Linked DNA regions of Homo sapiens: region 2 is linked to region 1. The links are chromatin loops, found by intact Hi-C in ENCODE. Cell type or tissue: ovary. All regions are shown on one strand. Links, peaks and the distances in the headings refer to the core of each region. The heading gives the core; the rest is flanking DNA.

Region 1 (2,906 bases), core at 240-2,739:
ATGTGAGTCGGGCTGGCACAGCCGTCCTGCTGTATCATCAGCCACCCTGATACCTTTGCTCAACGTGTTCTGCCATGCTTAGAATACAACTTCTGGCCGGGTGCGGTGGCTCATGCCTGTAATCCCAGCACTTTGGGAGGCCGAGGTGGGCGGATCATGAGGTCAGGAGTTCGAGACCAGCCTGGCCAACAAGGTGAAACCCTGTCTTTACTAAAAATACAAAAAGTAGCCTGGCATGGTGGTGCATGCCTGTAATCCCAGGTACTGGGGAGGCTGAGGCAGGAGAATCACTTGAACCCGGGAGGCGGAGGTTGCAGTGAGCCAAGATTGTGCCACTGCACTCCAGCCTGGGCCACAGAGCAAGACTCCATCTCAAAACAAACAAATAAACAAACAAACAACACACAGACAACTTCTATCCTGTAGGAGACTTCCTGCTTCGAACTGGCTGCTGGGACTCCAGCCATCACGTCATTATCCCAGGCAGGTTCAGGATGAAGCAAAGACCAAAAAAAAAAAAAAAAGAAAGAAAAAAGAAAAATGATTCTGCCTCCAGGAGTGGAGTGCATAGTTAGACTGCTGCATTCCTCAAACCCCTGAGGTGGGCCCCAGGGTGCGGGGCCAGCCCCTCTGGCCTTGCCTGTGTCTGATCCAGGGGCACAGGTGGCCTGGGGAGAGACGGAGTCACCCGCAGGCCTGAGACAGCACAAGACCAGTGTTACCGAAGGGCCCCTGACGCAGCCTGCTGGGGTGAGTCGCCAAGGACCAGGACTCAGCCAGGCGACCCAGATAGGGGTCTTACCCCCAACCCCAAACCACGACCACAAGTCCTCACTCCCAACCCTGTCTCTGAGCTTGCGGCAGAACGTCCTTGGTCCCGCGCAGAGCGGGTATCCGCAGTGTGTCTCAAAGCCCCCCACCCCCGCCATCTTTCACCACTGAGCGCCCCCAGCTCGGACGCTCCAGAAAGGACCAGGGGCCGTGGCTGCCTGTCAAGGCCTACGCCTTTCTAAGCAGGGAGGGGATTGCACTTTGCACCCCTTGGGGATCGCCCTGAGCGCCCCGTGAGCAGCTGGAAGGGGGCCCCATAGTTTTCCGAGCAGAGGAGCAGGAAGAGTTTCATTTCCTCCCCGTTGGGGCTGCCTGGGGGGGGTGCCTGTTAGGAACAGAGAGGGGACAGCAAGGGCGGGCGCGGAGAGGCCCACACCTCTCCAAGAAGGGCAGCGGTTTCTCTTGGCTCCAGGTAGGGGCCGCCCTGGGGCGTGCATTTAAGGGGCTGTAGAGAGGGAGGGACCCGCACTTTCCCGAGAATGTTGGGGGTTTCACTTTGCTCTAGTTGGCGGCATCCTGGCGACGGGCTTGTGGGCGGGGGGCACTCACAGTTTCCTGAGAAGGGAAGGAGGGCGTCCCGTGGTCCCCTCGGCGCGGCCCGAGCCACCTCCGCCCGCCCCCTCCTCTGTCCCCTCCCCGGGCCCGGCGTTCCCTCCCCTTCCGTGCGCCAGTGGAGGCCGGGGTGGGGCGGGGCGGGGCAGGCGCAGCCTGGGCTGAGTTTGCAGGGCTGCTCCCCTCACCCAACCCCTTCGAGTCCTCCGCGGGCTCCGCCCCACCCGGCCCGTGGGGGAGGTTCCGTCCCGCCGCCTTCGCCCGCGCGCTGCACTCGCGGACGATCTCTGCTCGCCTTGGGCGCGCCGTGGCGCGCGGGGCCGTGCTGGCGCTGCGGCTCCTCGGCCTGCTCCGCCGTCTGGTGGCCGCCCCGGTGAGCGAGCGGCGGGATCCGGGTGGGAGGACGCGGGGGGTGGCGCGGGCTGGGCCTGGGGATCCGCCTGGGGATGTGGGGTGCAGGGGCGGGGCGCCCCGCGGGGACACCCGGCCCCTCTTCCGTGCCCGGCGGGACGCGCTGTGCCCACGGGGACCCAGGTCCGGAGGAGGCGCCCACTTTCTCCCCAGCGCTCTTCCTGGGGCCAGGTGGGAGCCGTTTCAGAGGAAAAAGCCAGCGTTTCTTTCGTAAACCAAAAAGTATCTGGGACAAGTCCCAATCCTTTTGAGTTGATTCGGCGAAGATCAGGAAGGAGCCCGGGAGACGGGTCTATGCCTTTCTCCAAAGATACTATTGAGAGCTTCGGTATTTAAAGGGGGAAAGCACGCTGGAGGGGAAAGAAGGAGGAAGGCTCATTTTACCGAATTCACCTGTTGCAAAAGAAAAGCAGCAGGTAGAATAGTCAATTATGTATTTGTCTTGCGCTCACTAAATTGGCACTTTACTAAGATAAGGTCAACAGAGAGTTATTGCACTGTCTGCTTGGGAACAGAAGGAAAGACAGCTTCCTGCCTGACTCAGCTTCCAGCTTTATTATTATTATTATTAATTATTTTGGCAGAGTGAACTGGGGTTCCAAGTTTTAATTTTCCTTCTACAGTTTGCAGAATCGCAAACTCTTAAATTTAGGGGAACCTGGGGAAGAGGTGGCATCCGATTCCCCCCCAACCCTGGTGACGTTCTTATGGATCTTATGGATACTGCAGTCTCTCTTCTCTTTCTGTCTCTCCTCTCTTCTCTTTCCTTTCTCTCTCTCCTCTTCTCTCCCTCTTCCTCTCTCTCTCCTCTCCTCTCTCTCTCTTCTCTCCTGTTCCCTCTCTCTCTTCTCTCTCTTCTTTCTCTCGCTTTTCTCTCTCCTCACTCTCCTCTCTCCCTCTCTCTCCCCTCTTTCCTCTTTCTCTCGCCTCTCTCTCACCTCTCTCCTCTCTCCCCTTTTCTCTCTCTCCCCCTCTTCTCTCTCTCCCCCTCTTCTTTCTCTCCTTTTCTCTCTCGTCTCTCTCTCCTCTCCTCTCTCCTCTCTCTCTCCTCTCCTCTCTCTCCTCTTTTCTCTCTCCCATCTCTCTCTCTCCTGTCTCCTTCTCTCTTGTCT
Region 2 (2,906 bases), core at 262-2,761, 1.1 Mb before region 1:
GCAAGCTCCACCTCCCGGGTTCAATCGATTCTCCTGCCTCAGCCTCCCGAGTAGCTGGGATTACAGGCATGCACCACCACACCCGGCTAATTTTTGTATTTTCAGTAGAGATGGGGTTTCACCATGTTGGTCAGGCTGGTCTCGAACTCCTGACCTCAGGTGATCCACCTGCCTCGGCCTCCCAAAGTGCTGGGATTACAGGTGTGAGCCACTGTGCCTGGCCTGAAACTCCTCTCTCTCTCTCTCAATCTCTCTCTCTCTCTCTCTCTCTATCTATCTAATATATCTACTATCTGATCTATCATCTATCTATCTATCTAATCTATCTATCTGATCTATCTATCTGATCTATCTACTATCTATCTATGTAATCTATCTACTGTCAATCTATCTATCTAATCTATCTACTATCTATCTAATCTATCTACTATCTACCTATCTATCTAATCTATCTACTATCTATCTATCTAATCTATCTACTATCTATCTAATCTATCTACTATCTATCTACTATCTAATCTATCCACTCTCTATCTACCTATCTAATCTATCTACTATCTATCTATCTAATCTATCTACTATCTATCTACCTATCTATCTAATCTATCTACTATCTATCTAATCTATCTACTATCTATCTATCTAATCTATCTACTATCCATCTATCTATCTACTATCTAATCTATCTACTATCTATCTATCTATCTAATCTATCTACTATCTATCTAATCTATCTTCTATCTGTCTGTCTGTCTGTCTGTCTATCTGTCTGTCTATCTATCTATCTATCTATCCTATTAGTTCTGTCCCTCTAGAGATCTCTGAGTAATGCAATGGTGTTTTGTTTGTTTGGTTTTTTGTTTGTTTCCAGCAGGATAAATGGACCAAGACAAGGAGCCTATGAAGAGGATAAGACATTGGATCCAGCATAAAATGGGATCTGTGTTTAAAATGCAAGCCCTGCAGAAATCAGAGACAGAAACACATTTGCCCTGTGCACTTCAAAGCTCATGTTTTTTTTTAATGTTTTATTTTTATTTTTTACAGAGATGAGTTCTCACTGTGTTGCCTAGGTTGGCCCTTGAACACCCGGACTCAATCAGTCCTCCCGCCTGAGCCTCCCAAAGTGCTGAGATTACCGGCATGAGCTGCCACGCCTTGATGGAGGCTGAGACTTTTTGGAATCCCTCCCTCTCTCCATGTCCTGCCAAGAACAGAAGTAAAGTTTTCCATCTTAAAACATGTGTGTGAGTCAATAGACCTGTGTTATCTTTTCACTCAAAGCTCAACCAGTGAACAGACTGAGTCAGCTTCCAGGAAACATCCACGGCTGTAAGAGGGGGTGTCGGCTGCTCTCCATAGCCAAGTGGCTGCAAAAATCATCATACTGACAAAAAAAAAAAATCGACGCATTTTGCCTGCTTGCAACGTCTTCCTTTGCTGGGGGACGTCAGGGTTCTCGCACGTTGTCGAGGAAGGATATTGTCTCGGCTTCCTCTGACTCAAGCTCTCATTTTTGTTTACAAGGCAGTTTAGGGATCGTCCGTGCGTTACTGTGAAGATGCTACTCTGAGGTTTTTCACAGTTTTTTTTCCCCCATGAGACACACCCAAGGCCCACGCTCAGCACTTGCGACCTGTACTCCTGCAGCCTGGATGCTTCTGTATCAGCTTTGCTTTCTAGGGTTCAGCTTTGGAACAGTCTAGAGAAGCAGGAGGTTAATTTTCCTCCTTCTGTGGAAGTTCTGGGTCTCTTACGCATCCTCCAGTTCCCCCTGGAGGCTCTAGGGGAGGATCCTTCCTGCCTCTCCCAGCTCCTGGGGGCTCCAGGTGTCCCTGGGCTTGTGGCCGCATCACTCCAGTCTGCCTCTGTCTCCACGTGTCCTCCTGCTCTGTGTCTGTGTCTCCTCTTCTGTCTCTTGGAAGGACACCTGTCATGGCATTTAGGGTGCTTAATAATCCAGCACAATCTCATCTTCATATCCTTAAGTAATTACACATGCAAAGTTCCTTATTACCGAATAAAATCTATAATAATTTCAGGTTCTGGGCTTTAAAACAAGACATGTCTTTCTGGGGCAACTGTTTAGTGCACTCTGCAATTGTATCCAGTTCCCTCCAGAGACTCTAGGGGAGGGTCCTTCCTGCCTCTCCCAGCTCCTGGGGACTCCAGGCATCCCTGGGCTTGGGGCAGCATCACTTCAGTCTCTGCCTCTGTCTTTATGTGGCCTCCTGCTTTGTGTCTGTGTCTCCTCTTCCGTCTCTCATAGGGACACTGGATTGGGCCCATTGTAAATGCAGTATGGCCTCGCCTTACTTAATTACATTTGGAAAGACCCGATTTTCAAACATGGTCCCATCCTGATGTTCCAGGTGGACACGGGTTTGGGAATGATAATTCATTACTAAACCATCTCTGTTTTCCTGCCATAGTGATGACGGCAGGAGAGAGGCACCAATAGAGGGCCTCCGAACAGCAGCTTCAGCCTCCATCAGCGTCCCCAGTGCACAGAAAGGGAGGGGCCGGGCATCCAAGGCCACCCACTGCGGAGACGCAGAGCCCGTGGGCAGACAGGCAGCTCTCCCACTCCCACCTCCAGAATGGTCTTTCTCGCCCAAGAGAGCCTGGGATCCAATTCCACGTGATGTCCCAGCACCCCTGGAGAGTCAGAGCTCTTCTTTGCGCTAAACCAGCTCAGGTGTTGGGGCTGGTGCAGGCACATGCCGTGTAGAAGAAGACAGACAAAGACCCAGCCTGCTCACCACCCACACAGCAGGGAGGGGGCTCAGCGGCTGACACCCCTGTAGGTTCCTGGGGTCCACACCTGCATCTGCTGCTTGGTCTCCAAACGGTCTCATGGGTCAGGCCAGTTGCCTGCTTCCTGGACTCCAGATGGACTTGCCATG

The links. Peaks named below come from ENCODE experiments on the same cell type or tissue, not always from the same donor. Only the 100,000 strongest peaks of a DNase experiment are listed, where the experiment ranks them.
Region 2: it touches region 1 in a loop (4-fold over the local background); 57 of 110 quality-filtered maps call a loop at or near these places.

Annotation. Positions count from the first base shown.
Region 1 is chrX:2,607,726-2,610,631 of GRCh38, forward strand. It overlaps LINC03112 (long intergenic non-protein coding RNA 3112), which reads right to left and starts at 1,442. Exons shown (of 2, transcript XR_001755779.3): 1 at 1,381-1,442. It overlaps MIR6089 (microRNA 6089), which reads left to right and starts at 1,466; the gene lies at 1,466-1,529. It also overlaps the pseudogene CD99P1. RefSeq lists an enhancer at 813-1,337. In ovary, for the core only: no CTCF peak of the experiment used is centred there; DNase peaks (open chromatin) are centred at 786, 1,286 and 1,576; H3K4me3 peaks cover 2,077 bases; H3K27ac peaks cover 1,777 bases.
Region 2 is chrX:1,461,586-1,464,491 of GRCh38, forward strand. It overlaps P2RY8 (P2Y receptor family member 8), which reads right to left. Exons shown (of 2, transcript NM_178129.5): 2 at 996-2,906. Among named protein-coding and RNA genes, the nearest start is that of ASMTL, 10 kb to the left of the region's middle. In ovary, for the core only: no CTCF peak of the experiment used is centred there; a DNase peak (open chromatin) is centred at 1,356.